Linked DNA regions of Homo sapiens: region 2 is linked to region 1. The links are chromatin loops, found by intact Hi-C in ENCODE. Cell type or tissue: endothelial cell of umbilical vein. All regions are shown on one strand. Each heading gives the region's core, and the rest is flanking DNA. Links, peaks and the distances in the headings are about the cores only.

Region 1 (8,369 bases), core at 312-8,311:
TGAAGAATAAAGGTACAACTTAAACAAGACTTTGGCTCTTTGCTTTTCCATAAAAAAGACCTATAGTGATATGATCTCTGCCACCCAACTTGTTAACCCATTTCTTAATTTCCAGACTTAGCTCTGAAAAATAAAATTTACCCAAAAAGACAAGGATTTGCCATTAGTGAGATTTTAAAAATCACTCTACAAGCTTCAAAACTCAAAAATAGATGTTTCCAAGTTAGTGTAGTTAGGGGAAAAAAAAACCTTAATGTTTACTTACACATAAACTAAGCCTCAAATACAGAGCCACTAATCTAATCCCAACTCCATATCTGGTTTAAACTTATTCTCTGGATTAGAACTCCTATAATGTAGCAATATTCTGAGCAAAGAAGGCTCAGTCAAGAACAGAAAACACCACTGATAAATATGAACCCACCAATAACAAATTTTTTAATTACTTAGAAATGAAAATTAGTAAGAAATTAAAATTAATAAGGAATTAATGGGGAAAATAGAAAGATGAGACTTGGTATCACTAGTCTCCTTAATTAATGTTAATATCTCTCAGAAAACTCATTAAAATGAAATTTAAGTGATGCCCAGAAACAGGTAAGAATATCCCAAGACATAATTTTCAATGACCGAAACTCAAATTTTTACAACTTGAATTTAGATGAAGCATGTTTTGTTAATATTAATCTGGCAATCAGATTCTCAAATGATATGTTATGTATTTTAAAATTAATGTTTGTTAATATACTTAAAAATTTAGGTACATCTTAGAGCAAATGAGAATGGAATCTGAAGACTGAGTACCAAGATCTGCTACCTACCAATAATGCAACCTTGAATAAGTGACCAAACCACTTAGTCTCACTTTACCATTGCCAACTTCACAAGACTTGGGCAACTTAAAGAAAACAATATATGTGAATAATATTGTACAAACACCAAAGCATGGGAAGCGCAATTTTTTTCAATCTACTACAAAGACTACTTTTGACGAACTAATGAAATATCTTTTATTCACAGTAGAGAAAAAAATTTAAATCTACAAAAGCATAGTATAATAAAGTCTTAGTTCTCTCCCTCAGCTTCAAAAATTATCAACTCAAGGCTAATCTTATTTCTTCTATTTTTGACCTACTCTCTCTCTTCCTTGACTATTCTGAAGCAAGTCCCAGACATCATATCATTAACTTCCCTAAGGGCTTAAATTCAATAGCCTCTATTTAGTTCATGTACAGGTATGGTATCCGAAGTCTAACAGAGAAGTCTGGGCTAGAAACATGGATTTGAGCAATGAAACACCAGCAATGAAATCAAGATTTGACGCAATAGCTCTGGATGAGGTCAAATATTCATGCTTGAGAAACAAGAAGGTAGATTATCTGGGTGCTCGTTCATAAAAAATACAAATAGACATAAAGCACATCTCTTCCACCCAAGAAAAACCCTATGAATTTACAAAGGCCTATGGATTTTTTTTTTAATCTTATGATTTAAAGTGCTTTTCTCCCTTAAAAAGTGTCCCTACGTAGTAGCAGTAACTACTCTAAAAGATTTAACAAATCCCCCAAACATGAAGATATATTTAATGCAACATCAAATTTAAACACTGATATTGTAACCAACAACAAATCTACTTTTCAAAGTATTTGTTAAAAACTTGTTGCTCCATGTATATTTTATTCCTTGCAGTGTACAAATCTTTTTAATTTCTTTTGTATATTTCACAGCAAAATTTTTAAAACAAATTTTAAAAATAAAATATGATTCCTATTGAAATAGCTATGATAGATGATGTATCTTACAAGCATTTAGAGCGCTGAACATACATGAGAATATTTGTGTACTGAAAATGTTTATACATTCTTTAGACACCAAATGTTTTATATACTCTTTAGAAGCTGAATCAGAGATCATTTATTCTTACATTTTATTTTTTACCCCGAGTGTAAAGATTAGTTATGATCTATTTATACTCCAATCCTGAAAATGTTTTGACTCAAGTTCCTTAAATCCTAATTTACAATCCACTTTAAAAGAATTTCTAAAATTTTCTAAAATAGCTTTCATAATCTGTTTAGTAAAGATGAACCTTTGTAAAAAAGTATTTGCGACCATTGGAAAGGAATGCAATTTTGTCCCTTTAGTTATATTAGTCACCAAGTAAAGGATTCAAAGGAGGTAAAAGAGGCACAATTTTTAGAAACACCATAGATTTCCAATGTTTCAATGTTGATGGACCATCATTGATTAAATGGAGCCTAAGTCCTATTTGGTCAGAAAGAACTCCAACATATTTTAAGCATATCCCTATCTTTCAAGTAATAGTTTTAGAAACAAAAGTGTACAATTTCATAAATTAGAGTGATACGCATTTTAGTTTCAAGCACACTATACACTTCTTTGCTCTATTTTTTCCCTGAGAAAAAAACTAGATATATTTAAAAGCAGTGTCAATTTTGGCTGTATCATGTAACTGCCATTTCACCTAAATTACTGGATTTTTTTGGCAAATATTTTTGATTTTTAAAACTTTTGAGGAAATGCACCTAATGTGTTTTAAGTAAAATCCAACTCAGTTTTAAAACATGATTGAAGAATCATTAGATCAAAATGGCATGTTCCCCTCCTCCACACACACAAAAATTCAATTCTTTTTTCAGATATCAGTAAATATCAACAGGATAATTAAGAGGCATAATTGCTTTCTCAGGAATCATCTACTAAACACAGCCAAAAAAGCTGGTTTTCAAAAAAGTACAGTCTAGACACCCAAACATTTATTTAAAACAGATTCTTTCCTTAATGAAGATGTTTTCTTGTTGTCAAATAGGCAAGACATTGTTATTATTTAGTATTCATTTAAAATGTGATGGATTTTAATTCAAGTATTGTTTAATATAAATATTTCTTGAGGGTTTTTTTCATTTTCATTTTAAACATGAAAATGCATGGGGGAAGGGAGAGAACGTGTGAAAAATATAGAATAACTTGTTGAGAACTTATTCTGTTTTTAATTAGGGAATTTTACAAAAATATCTTGTTGCTGTTCTTAAATTAATTCCGCATCAGAAGCCAAGTGATTTTTTGGTCTTGAATAGTAATGATACAGATTCTCTTTACCAATAATGTATATAATAACAACATTTATATATCAGATAGATTTTATTTCTTTACCTCTAAAGAAAACCTTAGTGCTTGTCATCAGGCACTAATGACATCATTAACATTAATTAATTCTGCCAGAGCGAGTAGTGAATTTATATTTTCACAATTGAAAAAAAATCACAATTTAGCTGTGGAAATTGCTATTTTGCACAAAATACATTAAAAACTAGTAATTTTCTTTTGATACAAGAAATGAAACCACTCCGTTTTTTGGTCTCTGTAATGTAGCAGAAAAGAATTTGCTGACATCCAGCGTCTTAAGGTTTTTACCTGTTTTTCTTATGAATCAGATTCCCCCTTACGTTTAATACCCTGTAGCTTTAAGATTTTTTTCTCAAAAAAAAAAAAAAAAAACCCACTAATGAATTAGAGAAACATTGTCTCTATATATCCTCAATAACTGGTATAAAAAATTACAGAAAGGCTCAACAAACGAGGTTACTTCACCGAATCTGTTCAGAACTTCAGCAAATTGAAGCAGTGCCCTTGAGAGAGTTTTAACATTAAAAGCAATCTTTAAAATCATAAATATGACCCATCCCTTACCCTTAAAGCACTTCACACACGTTTGTCTAAGAGTAGACTTTTTTGCCCCTACAGTATAAGCAGAGAATACAAGGTATGAGTAGAAAACGTCAAGTTTTCGTTGACCACTCAAAGAAAGAAAACTGTTGACGTCTGAACGTTGCTAAATTTTCGCGGGTTGCTAAATCTCCTGAAGTTGCTTCAATTCTAATTGCTCCGATTGTGTCACGAACACCCAAACCCAAACCGAACAAACTTCCTGGACAGAAGGGCGAGCTGAAGTCGGTTCTCAGAGAACCTGCCTGTCAACAGGTGGCCGGCCCGGGGGTGGGGGTGGGGGTTGGGGTGGGGGTGGAGGGAACCTTCCGCGTTCCCGCCGCCGCTGCCCAGGGACTCTCGGCCAACGCCAGCGCCCTCACCCTGCCGGGCCTGGCCACCTCCCGCCGTCCCCCGCCGCCCCCGGCCCGGCAGCGCACTCACCCCACTCCCCCACGCTCCAGCGTCCCGGCAGCCTCAGGTGGCGCCGCGGCCCGGCAGGCCCTGGGCGCCTTCCCTCTTCCGGTTTCCACTCAGTGCCGTGGGGTTTCAGCACCTGGCGGGAGGCCCTGGGAGAAGCACGTGCCTCTTTTCGAAGCCTCGTTCCCCGGGCGGGAACTCCGGCCGGGCCTCGGTGTGCCTGGCTGCCAGCCCCCTCCGGCCTTAGTATGCAGGTGCCGAAGCTTCTAGACGCCCCCGAGGGGCCGGCCCAGGGGTCGCATCTGCCCCTCCCGCCCGCAGCCGCGACCTAAAGTGTGAAGCTCTGGCACGTCCCAGGCCGAGTGGGTTCAAATAACAACTGCGACGAAACTGAGGCCCAAGGGTTTGGGTACCTTGCTCCGGAGGCCACACAGTTGTCCAAACGAGTGCAAAGCCGGGTCTCCTGGTTTCGTTCCATTTAGCAGCCAAGAGGACTGCTGGGCCCCGCAGAGCTCGCCTCAGGGAGCCGCGGGCCTCGAGCGGCATTGGCAGCTGCTGCCTGAGCCAAAGCGGCCCTGGGGCCGCTACAGGCAGGGTCACTGAGGGGAGGGCCCAAAAGGCCCTGCAGCCCGGGTGCCCAGGCCAGTGCGGCGCAAGCTGGAAGCCTCCTCGCCCTGGCCGCCTGCCAGTTCTCCCCGGCACGTGCGGGGTCCGCACCAGAGATGCCACGGGGCACCCCGGCAGGTCAGGCTTGGCCCCGCATTTCACCCTAAGGCGCCGCCTAAGGGAGACCCTGCGTGGCGCGGGCCGGCCCTGCCTTCAGGCCTGGCGTACCAGGGCGGCGCCGCTGGGCCAAGGGCGGAGGGACAGCGGCTGCGCCCCTGTGGGCCTCTGCTGAGTCGGGAAAGATGGTTTGTTGGTGTGGGAAGGGCGCGCCCGAGCCTGGCCTACCGAATCCGGAGGGAGGACGCGGCCGAGAAAGCTTTGCTACAGCCGGGCTCGCAGCCCTGCGACCCCGCTGGGCGCGGAACGCGGGAGGGGTCGTTCTCCGAACCCCGCTTCACAGTGTGTTCTCAGGTCTCACACGGAATTTTTAAAAAATAGGGGATGTTGGTCACTTCGCAGGAAACTTTTCGTTGTTTCCTTGTTTCCTTCCCGCCCGTGAGCAAGTCGAGCAGATTCATGGCCTTACACCCAGGAGGTTTCAGGCCAGAGTCTGGACAGTTCCAGGCTCTGCATTTTCTGGGGGAGGATTACCCCTCAACCCCGTCTTCCCTCAGAGGGAGATGGAACTGTCCTTCCTGACCCCCAGATGCAAGCCAGTCGTCTTCTTCCCCTGCCAAAGTGAAAGGCGTCCTTGTCGACTTTTCCAGGTTATGAGTTTGTATGTTTTAAAGGAAGTTTACAGTACGAAGAAAGGTAATTTGGCTACTTCTGGCAGGAGCTGAGGGCTTAGAGGGACATCTTAGCACGTGGAAGGAATGGCTCGGATTCCCCAGCCGCGGTGAAGCCACCCGGGACAGCTCAGCAGCAAGGAAGGTTGTCTGCTGCCAACATGCAGGACACGGATCAGTTTTTTGTCGTTTTGCTTTCTTTTCCTTTTTGGCTCAGCTCTGAGAGCATTACAGAGCTATCCTTTCCCGCCTCCCGACCCTCTTCCCCTCCCCCTCTTCTTTCTGGTGCAGGCAATTAGGGTGAAGAAATCAGTGCCAGGCTCCTGCCTCTGAAGAGAAAGGAATTGCTTCGGGAATTGAGTCCTGACACCTGTCTCTGTCCTGGATGGCGAGGGGGGATGCGGGGTCAAAACGCCTGGGGGAAGAGGCCAGGCTGACGCGGAGGGGCGTGGTGGGGGTGGGGGGAGACACTCCCTAAGCGAAAGTTTCTGGGGACTTCTCTTGCCAAGTCCTCCCGCCTCATCCTTTGGCCTCCAGCTTCACGCAGGTCATTAACACGCGGGTTATTAACACGGAGTTTCCCTCGCTTTTAGCCCCCCGAGACCAGGACCTCGGGCTGGAATCAGAAGAGCAACACTGACAAGCCGTTCATTAATTTGCATTTATTTTCGGGAAGTAATGTAGATAAAGAGGAGGAGGGGGACTGCCTTACATTTCAACAAGTAATTTGTGATCTTCACATCAGACAAATCAAATTTACAAATTACTTTCCCACCTACTGGACGAAGCGGCCAAAGCCAAAATTGATACACAGGCGCGCGGGCTCTCCGCAGATTTCGGAGAACGAAGGTGCACTAAAAACTCACTAGACAAAACAAGGGTGTTGAAAGAGAGAAGCCGACAGAGGAGTTGGAACTGGGTTTGGGGCCTGGGTTTGTTTGTTTTTCCCTAATGCTGTACTTTTACGGATTTTGTTTTGTTTTGTTGTTTTGTTCCCTGGTTTTGGTTTTCTTGTTTTAGGTTTGTAAACTGGAACTGCGACCCTGTGCTTAGACCGGGTGAGGGGGTCAGCCCTGCGCCCCTGCCCAACCCCCACCTCTGTACCCTGACTTGTCTGTTTCCTCCACACTTCGGATATCCCGCGCCCAGCTTCCTGAAACCAAGCGGTTCTCTTCAATAAATACACAGAGGGAGAAGATGTGAAGAGGGCAGGGCAGCTTTGCAACAACTGAAAAAGAAAAAGCGCCATTGATTGAGGAAGAGCAGAAGGGGGACGGACAGAGGGAAAATATTTTTTGCTTTTGTTTTTTATATATGTGTATATATATATGTATATATATATATATGTGCTGTATATATCTTAAAGTTCTGTTTCCTGGGTGCTAAGACAAGATATGTTCAGTTCAACCAACCAACAGCAACTAAAAAGTTTAAGTGGTCCCTGGAACGGACCTGACTATGTACAGCGTTCCCGCCGAGGCGGAAGCTTGAACCAGTCCAGCGCAGGGCGGGGCGGGATGCGGCTCTGTGCGCGGAAGGCTGGGGACGCGCTCCTCCGGCGGGCCTAGCCCTGGCGCGCCCCAGCGCACTCCGCTGGGGCGGAAGAAACGCCGGGAGGCTCTGGCCGGCAGGCGTGGAGCAAAATCGAGGGCAGCTGAAGGGGCAGCAGTCTGCGCGGGAGGAACTCTTAGTGGTTTTGATTTGGAGTAGTGTGCGGGTGCTCCAATGGGCAGAAACACGCCAGTTAGTGACTCCAGTGTCCAGAAAGAATAAATTAAAGTGTTGGGCTCAAACAGCGGATCAGAGCGCAGAGCCTCCGAAGGCTGCAAGTGCTTAATAGCTGTCCAGAAAGACTGGAAGGGGAGGCTTAAGAGTTTAGTAGGGGCTGAAGGGGGGAAATAATACATCTCTCCTGTATAGAATGTGTAGGCCAAGCCGAAGCACCGGTCCCCCCATCCAAGGGGCAGGGTGGGTTTGCACATCCCCCCAAGCAAGTGGCACAAAAATGGGGGCGGCAGTGCAGGCAATGGACATCTTTTTGGGGGGTGAAAATTCAGTTTTGGAGAAGACGAGGCAAAGGCGGGCGGTGCAGCAGCAGCAACAGGATCGGGACCACGGAGGGCGCAGGTAGTTGCGTTTCTTCTCCTCTTTCATTCCTGGGCTCACAAGACCTGGAACCGCCATGAGGCTTGGTCCTTATAGTCCAGACAGTCGGGGGAGTTGAAGTTGAGTTTCCAGGCGGAGGAAGCAGCAGCGGCGCCAGGCTCCTTGTAATCCAAGCAGTCGGCAGAGTTGAAGGCAAGCCCAGAGCCACCGTAGCCTTGGTGGTGGTGGTGGTGATGGTGGTGGTGGTGGCCTGAGGACTGGCTCAACGGGTGGTGCGCATGTGGGTGGTGATGATGGTGGCCCGCCATGGAGGAGGGTGCCATGGGGCTGAGCTGGTGCGGGTGGTGATGTGAGTGCATGGGCGCTAGGTATGAGCTGCAGTCCACGCCGCCAAAGTAGGAAGAGGAGGGCGTAGGGTAGCCTTGGCCGTAGCTGCCGCCCTGGCCGTAGGACATGGGATAAGAGGCTGCTGCGGTGGCGGCGCCTGCAGCTACGGAGCGCTGCATACACGAGGTGTTGCTAGGCGCGGCCAATGGCTCCGGCACCGACACGGACGCGGGCGCTGAGCCTGGCGAGATGGAGGCCGGGCTCCAGATAGATGAGGCAGCTGGTGTACTCAGCGACGACGCGGCCGCCACCGGGTTCCCACCTAGTCCCGCAGCCGCTGCAGCCGCTGGGTTGGCGGAAGAGCTGGACGCCGAGCTAGAGGACGAGGCAGAGCTG
Region 2 (8,369 bases), core at 335-8,334, 360 kb before region 1:
ACCGAGTTTGTTGGGTGTTGTGAAAGGATGTTGGATTGTATTGAAAGCCTTTTCTGCATCTATTGAGGTAATCATGTGGTTTTGTCTTTAGTTCTGTTTATGTGACAAATCACATTTATCGATTTGTGTATGTTGAACCAACCTTGCATCCCAGGGATAAAACCTACTTGATTGTGGTGAATTAACTTTTTGATGTACTGCTGGATTTGGTTTTCTAGTGTTTTGTTGAGGATTTTTGCATCTGTGTTCATCAGGGATATTGGCCTGAAGTTTTCTTTTTTTGTTGTGTCTCTGCCAGATTTTGGTATCAGGATGATGCTGGCTTCGTAGAATGAGTTAGGGAGGAGTCCCTCCTCCTCAATTTTTTTTTTTTTTTGGAATAGTTTCAATAGGATTGGTACCAGTTCTTCTTTTTACGTCTGGTAGAATTCGGCTGTGAATCCATCTGGTCCAAGGCTTTTTTTGGTTGGTAGGATTTTTATTACTGATTCAATTTCGGAACACATTATTGGTCTGTTCAGGTTTTCACTTTCTTTCTGGTTCAATCTTGAGGGGTTGTGTGTTTCCAGGAATGTATCTATTTCCTACAGATTTTCTAAGTTTTATGCATGGTGATGTTCATAATAGTCTCTAAGGATCTTTTGCATTCCTCTGGGATCAGTTGTAATGTCATCTTTGTCATTTCTGATTCTGCTTATTTGGATCTTCTTTCTTTTTGTCTTATTAATCTAGCTAGCACTCTATTAATCTTGTTTATTCTCTCAGAAAACAACTTTTGGTCTCATTGATCTTTTGTATGGATTTTTGTGTTTCAATTTTGTTCTGTTCTCTGATTTTGGCTTTCTTTTCTACTGCTACCTTTGGGGTTCATTTGTTATTTTTTTACTAGTTCCTCTAGGTGCAATGTTAGATTGTTAATTTGAGAGCTTTCTAACTTCGTGATGTAGGCATTTACTGCGGGAAATTTTCCTCTTAACATTCCTTTCACCCAGAGATTTTGTATGTTGTGTCTCTGTTTTCGTTGATTTCAAAAAATTTTAAAATTTCTGCCTTAATTTCATTGTTTACTCAAAAGTCATTCAGGAGTAAGTTGTTTAATTTCCATGTAATTTTGTGGTTTTGGGAGAACTTTTGGTATTGATTTCTATTTTTATTGCAATGTAGTCCAAGTGTATAGTTGGTATGATTTTGATTTTTAAAAAAATTTATTGATACTTGCTTTATGGCTAAGGAGGTTGTCAGTTTTTCAGTGTGTCCCTTGTGCAGATGAGAAGAATGTATGTTCTGTGGTTGTTGGGTGGAGTATTCTCTTATATGTCTATCAGGTCCAATTGGTCAAGTGTTGCAATTTAGTCCAGAACTTCATTTTTAATTTTCTGCCTTGATGATCTGTCACATGCTATCAGTGGGTTGTTGAAGTCTCTCTATTATTGTGCGGCTAAGTCTTTCACATAGGTCAAGAAGAATTTGTTTTATGAATGTGGGTGCTCCAGTGTTGGATGCATATATATTTAGGATAGTTAGATCATCTTGTTGAATCGAACCTTTTTTTATTGTTATTATGTAATACCCTTCTTTGTCCTTCTCGACTATTGTTAAAGTCTGTTTTATCTGATGTAAGAATAGTGGCCCCGGCTCTTTTTTGATTTCTGTTTGCATGATAGATCTTTCTCCATAGTTTCTTTCCCCTTTCATAGATCTTTCTCCTTAATTTGAGCTTGTGGGTGTTGTTAAATGTGAATTGGCTCTCTTAAAGACAATAAACACTTGGACCTTGTCTTTTTATTCAACTTGCAACTCCATGCCTTTTAAGTGGGATGTCAGGACCATTTACATTCAAAGTTAATACTGATATGTGAGATTTTGATGCTGTCATTGTGTTACTAGCTGGTTGTTTTGTAGATGATGTTTAGTTGCTTTTGATGTGTAGTTGCTTTATAGTATTTGTGGGCTATGTGCTTACTTGTGTTTTTGTGGTAGCAGGTATTGTTCTTTTGTTTCTATGTTTAGCACTCCCTTAAGGACCTCTTGTAAGGCTGGTGTACTGGTAATGAATTCCCTTAGCATTACTTGTTTGAAAAGGATTTTATTTCTTCTTCACTTATGAAGCTTAGTTTGGTGAGATATGAAATTCTTGGTTGGAATTTCTTTTCTTTAAAGTTGCTGAAAATAGGCCCCTAACCTATTTCTTCTGCCATTTGTTTTGTTTTGTTTTTTTTTGAGACAGAGTCTCACTCTGTCACCTAGGCTGGAGTGCAGTGATGTGATCTTGGCTCACTGCAACCTCCGCTTAAACTGGGTTCAAGCGATTCCCCTGCCTCAGACTCCTGAGTAGCTGGGACTACAGGTGTGCGCCACCACGCCCAGCTAATTTTTGTAATTTTTAGTAGAAATGGGGTTTCACCATATTGGCCAGGCTGGTCTCGAACTCCTGACCTCATGATCCGCCTGCCTCGGCCTCCCAAGAGTGCTGGGATTACAGGCGTGAGCCACCATGCCCGGCCTCCTCTTTTGCCTTTTAAGTTTCTGCTGAGAGGTCTGTTGCTAGCCTGACGTAGTTCCCTTTGTAAGTGACCTGACCCTTCTGTCTAGGCCCCATTAAGATTTTTTCTTTGATGTTGACTTTGGGCAATCTGAAGAGTATGTGCCTTGGGGATGGTTGTCTTTTATAGTATCTTGCATGGGTTCTCTGTATTTCTTGAATTTGCATATCAGTCTCTCTAGGGAGATTGGGAATGTTTTCTTGGACTGTATTCTCAAATATGTTTTCCAAGTTGCTTACTCTCTCTTCTTCCCTCTGAGAAATGCCAGTGAGTCATAGGTTTGATTTCTTTACATAATCCCATATTTTGTAGAGGTTTTACTCATTTTTAAAAATTCTTTTAAAAATTGTTTGTCTTACTGAGTTGATTTGAACTGGTCTTTGAGTTCTGAGATTCTTTTCCTAGTTTAGTCTATTATGTTGTTAATGCTTCCAATTGTATTTTGAAATTCTTGTAGTGAATTTTTCAGTTTCAGAAGTTTAGTTTGGTTGTTTCTTAAAATGGCTGTTTTATCTTTCTACTCTTGAATCATTTTACTGGATTCACTGGGTTCTATTGGGTTTCAACTTTCTGCTGAATCTTGATGAGCTTCATTGCCACCCAGATTCTGAATTCTATGTCTGCCATTTCTGTTGCTTCAATCTGGTAAAGAACTGTTGCTAGGGAGCTAGTGTACTTGTTTGGAGGTAGGGGGACACTCTGACTTTTGAATCACCAAAGTTCTTGTGCGGATCCTTTCTCATCTGAGCGGGCTGGTATTGTCTTTTTGGATTTGCTGTCGTTGAATGGGGCTTTTTGTTTTTATATAATTTATTTCCCTTGAGTTTTTAACTGTGGTTCAAGTTGAGTATAGTCAATAGGCTTTGTTTCTGGATGCTTTCAGAAGGCCAAGTGTCTGCACAGGATCTTCATGTGTGGCTAGATTCTTGCTCTCGGTTTCACAAGCTATGTATACTGGAAGAGTATTTTTTGTGTTGTAATTTAGGCTGCAATCCAGTAGATGGCGCTTAAGAGTAATGACTGGCAGATAAGTTCTTAGCCACGTGGCTCTTGTATTTCAGCACATTCGCAGCATCTCTCTGTGGTGTAGGGGGAAAGATAAGCCCCTCGCCAGATCCATTCCCGGGCCTTGGGGATCCCCCTCCGATCACTCGCACCGCGCCCAATACCTTTGTTAGGTATTCTAGGCCTCAGGCTTTCTTAGATAGGGGCTGTGGCTGGCAGACAGGCTATACCCTTCCCAGATAACCCTGTGGAGGGAGGCATGCCCCAGGCCCACACCAGCCCACGAATACCCATGTTTCACTCTTCTGAGTGTTCTGAAAGTGGGAGCTCTTCCCCCGCTTACATGCTGGCCACAGATCTCAGCTTGGCTCCCCTGAGCTGTGTGCTGTAACCCTGGGGGATTGGGACTGGGCCTGCAGCTTCGCTCTCTGGCCCCTGGTTTGGGTACCGGCCATATTGGGGCAGTCAAAGTGCTCCAAGGCCACCAGCAAAGCACTCAGGCTGGGCAGTGGAGGCTGTGCTATGTACACACTCTTGCAGGAGTGGCCAAGCGGGGCCTTGGGAGGGGCTGGTGGACAACGAGGGTGTGAAGAACAGTCATGCCTCAGTCTTATGAGAAAGACAGTCCTCTTCTCTCCTGGCTCAGTGGTCAGTTGGGGGATAGAACTACCTGGAGGAAAATGGAGAACCTATGACCACATTTTGCTGCAGCTGCCCCACTTACAAGGGCTGACGCACACCCCCTCTCCCACCCCCGCCCCCAACACACACCGCGCGCCTCCCTGGGCTCCATGCTGGCTGAAGCTTTGTCTCTGCTTACTCTCTGGGCAGATACCCCTGCCAATTCAAACGTGTATGGGGGTTGTGGGATCTCTTGTAGCTAGAATCCCAGAGGTAAGCGGCGAGAGAGCGTTCCCCTGCCATCACTTCACTCACCCCTTCCTTAGGAGCTGTTCAGGGCCAGGATTGCTGTCCTGGTGCTCAGCAGTCCTATGCAGGGTTCCTAGTTTCTTCCATCTTCAGCTTCGTGTCTATATCCCTCTCTATTGAATGTCAGTGTTTTTTCTCTGAAGATCTGTTCCAAGTACCTTGGCTTACTCAATATTTTCGTCTCTCTCAGTGGTAGAGGTACGTCCTGGCTGTGTCTAGTTGGCCATCTTATCCCTCATTAATCTCCACATACTTTTAATATTTCTTTTTGGAAAGTTATTACCATCCTCCTAGAACTAGTATTTTATTCATTTGCTTTGTCACCTAATTCATTTGTCAACAAACACCTTCAGCTTGAACCAACTTTTATCAGTAATGTGAACCAGTATCAATCACGTGATGGCAACTTATTCTGCCCTTTAGTATCTAAGCAGGTACTTTAACTTTTCAGATGTGTAGACTTGATAATGCTTTCTGAGTATGGTGGTAATTTCATGATCTCTTACTCAGAACAGGTCCTTGAATTTGTTTACCAAATTAACCAAAAATATATAAGCAGAGCTATTAAACCTTAAAATATGTTGTCAGGGAAACATAACATTATGAAAACAATTTTCCCATAAGAAGAAAAAACTAATTTTCCAGGGATTTTTCAAGAGCAGTAACTTATGGGAAAGTAATAATGTAACCAACTATTAATGTAATTTGTCACAATAGGCATTCAGAAGGCATTATAAATGCATCCAACTGTAAAGGCAAAATACTTAAGAAACCTGTCTTCCCCAAAAATGCATATACTGTGTTAGCTTTCAACCAGTGACAAAGATATTCTGCTTTAGGGATGGCAATTTTTAAAGAAACCTCTTTATTATAAAATAAAGCACACATAAAACCACACAAAATAAATGCATAGTTTAATGAGCTATTACAAAGGAAACACTCCTGAAACCACCACCCAAGTGAGGAAATAGAACTGTGCAGGCACCCAGAAGTACCTCCATGTGCTCTGTCATGATCTTAACCTCTTCCCTGTCCTCCAAAGTAACTACTATCATGACTTTTTATCACTTTCTTGTATACCCATATAGCTTTTATCACCGAGTGTGCATCCCCAGAAACCATAGTTTAATATTAGCCACTTAAGACATTTTAATGTATATCTTAAATCTCTTTTAATGTAGAAGTCCCCCATCCATCCTTTCTTTTTCTGTAAAATTTGTCTGTTGAAACTGTAGTGTCCCACAGTCTGGATTTTATTGCTTGCATATTCATGTTTGGTTCAATATGTTTCTCTGTTATTTGAAAATTCCTCAAGTTAGTAGTCAGTTTTGGCAAGACTATATGAGATGGTGTGTCTTTCGTCAGGAGGCACATAATTTCATATTTTCTCTCAGTTCTTTCTCTTTTTTGATGTTAGCAGCTATTCAATGTTCAATGCCTAGATCCATTAATTCATTAGGGTTGCAAAATGGTAATATTATAATTATGTTATTTATTTTTCATTGATTACTTGGGATACTTCTATAAAGAGACACTTCCACTCAACTCCTATGTGTTTCCCAATGGTTGTACTTATATAGGGTAAACAGGACAAATGTCTGTTTATTTTCTATTTACCAGTTTTTGAGATAATGAATTGATTCTCTAGTACTTTCTGAAGGTGCCCTGTTAGCTTTTGTTTTTAAAATAGCATTATTAATTCATGAATTTTAATACATTTGATTTGATGGGGTCCTAAATTATAATTGTAATCCTTTGGAAGCTCAGATTGTCCCATCTTAGGCCAGTGGGAGGCTCTTCAGGTTGGCTGTTCTTTTTGTATGGCCTCAGCAGTCTTGGGTAGCTTCTCTGCTATCTGGTGTGATAGTATATTCCTTGTTTATCTTGTATATTTTCTGCCCCACACCTGGAATTAGTCATTTCTCCAAGACACTGTGGTTTCCTTTTTAATGGAAAATGGTATTTTACGCCTGAGTCAGGGTGTTAGGGATATTAGGCTGTTGTTTTTGGGTTGATTATTGTTTCTAGGTTTCTTCAGTAGAAAGAGTTGGAGATTTTATACATATACATATTCGTAATGAGTCCATGCCAACACTTACAACTCAAATTCAGGACTACAGAGTTTTTAATTTAACCTCTTCTGTATTACATTTATATCTCCTTCTTTCTGTATCAAAAATCCTAGTTTGTAGGGACACGGGATGAATAGGAATATCCCATAATTTCTCATTTACTTTAACCCACAGTACACACTTAACAGTTTCAAGATAATCATGCTATTACTACCACTACATGTAATGTTCTCTTTCTTTTAATCTTCATCTAGTTGTCTGTAGGTTTTGGGTTTTGCCCTTTAGTTTAACTGTCTGTTTTATGTGGGGACTTAGAGACATTAAAAATCTGTAGTACTCCTCGTGACAACTCTCCAGAATTAGGGATGCCGTGTTTATGGTCATGATGAACACCTTTAGTTTGAACCAACTTTTTGTGAAAGCTTAAGGCCTGTGTTTAGATTCACATTTTTGCATGTGGATGTCCAGCTGTTCCACCACTATTTCTTGAGAAGACTATCCTTTCTGCATTGAATTGCCTTTGCTACTTTGTCAAATATCAGTTGATTATATTTGTGTGGGTCTATTTCTGGGCTTTCTGTTCTGTTCCATTGATCTATTTGCCTGTTTTTTTAATGAAATAAAGTTTTTAATATATTGTGTTGACTGTTATAACAACTAGTTCTGTGGATTGGAGGATTTTATTAATATAAACATAATTTGTAACTTTCACATGCCCAAAAGTATGCATAAGAAAATGCTTATACTTACTAGTAAATATGTATGTTTTTCTAAACTTTTCTTTTTATTCTGGTAAGACATTTATATATTTATCCTGTATACAAATGACAGATTTCATTGAAAACGATTACAAATAAGAGAGGTATCCATTTGAAAACAATTGCTACTATTTTGTTTTTAATTGATAATTTGAATAAGTAAAGATGTAGAGCAATAGGGAACTCTCATTCACTATTATGGTAGAGTAAATCAGTAAACTTTAATGGAGAGCAGTTTAGCAATAGGTAATATAATTGAAGGTGAGTGTCCTACACTAAGAAAAACTGGCCCATGTGCACAAAGAGGCATGTACAATAGTGTTCATAGCATCACTGTAATAGTAAAAATACATTAGAAACAACTTAAATGCCTACCAACAGGAAAATGAAAACATCTTGTGGTGAATTCAGAGGGTGGAATGCTCTACAGCAGTTTAAATGACTGAACTAGAGCTATGTGATCATGTGAAATCTGAAAAGAATAAGTTGAGCAAAAAAATTACAGTATGACAAAATACAATAACATTTACATAAAATTTTAAAACATTCAGGATAATGCTATAACACATTGTTCTTGATTGATGATGAAGTAGTAGTATGCATAGGATTAAATACCAAATTCATAATAGTGTTGCATCTGGGGAGAGAGGCAAGGGAATAGGATTTGGCAGGCCTTAACTTTATCTATGATATTTCTTTCATTCTTTTTTTTTTTTTTTGAGATGGAGTTTCACTTCTGTTGCCCAGGCTGGAGTGCAATGGTGCCGTGTCGGCTCACCACAACCTCCACCTCCCGGGTTCAAGTGATTTTGCTGCCTCAGCCTCCCGAATAGCTGGGATTACAGGCATGTGCCACCATAGCCGGCTAATTTTTCTGTTTTTTTTTTTTTTTAAGTAAAGATGGGGTGTCTCTATGTTGGTCAGGCTGGTCCCAAACTCCTGACCTCAGGTGATCTGCCCACCTTGGCCTCCCCAAGTGTTGGGATTACAGGCGTGAGCCACCATGCCTGGCCAATATTTATTTCATTAAAAGAAATGAAGCAAAAGGATAGTATTTCATG

The links. Hi-C counts contacts between places; a loop is a spot of excess contacts. Peaks named below come from ENCODE experiments on the same cell type or tissue, not always from the same donor. Only the 100,000 strongest peaks of a DNase experiment are listed, where the experiment ranks them.
Region 2: it touches region 1 in a loop (2.3-fold over the local background); 6 of 110 quality-filtered maps call a loop at or near these places.

Annotation. Positions count from the first base shown.
Region 1 is chr2:63,055,650-63,064,018 of GRCh38, reverse strand. It overlaps OTX1 (orthodenticle homeobox 1), which reads right to left. Exons shown (of 5, transcript NM_014562.4): 5 at 6,188-8,369. The coding sequence ends at 7,703. Among named protein-coding and RNA genes, the nearest start is that of OTX1, 9.0 kb to the right of the region's middle. RefSeq lists an enhancer at 7,204-7,763. In endothelial cell of umbilical vein, for the core only: no CTCF peak of the experiment used is centred there; DNase peaks (open chromatin) are centred at 3,648 and 5,498; H3K4me3 peaks cover 167 bases; H3K27me3 peaks cover 5,282 bases.
Region 2 is chr2:63,420,193-63,428,561 of GRCh38, reverse strand. The region is part of intron 9 of WDPCP (WD repeat containing planar cell polarity effector); the gene reads left to right. Among named protein-coding and RNA genes, the nearest start is that of WDPCP, 160 kb to the left of the region's middle. RefSeq lists an enhancer at 3,446-3,565. In endothelial cell of umbilical vein, for the core only: a CTCF peak has its summit at 3,528 (motif pointing right); no DNase peak of the experiment used is centred there.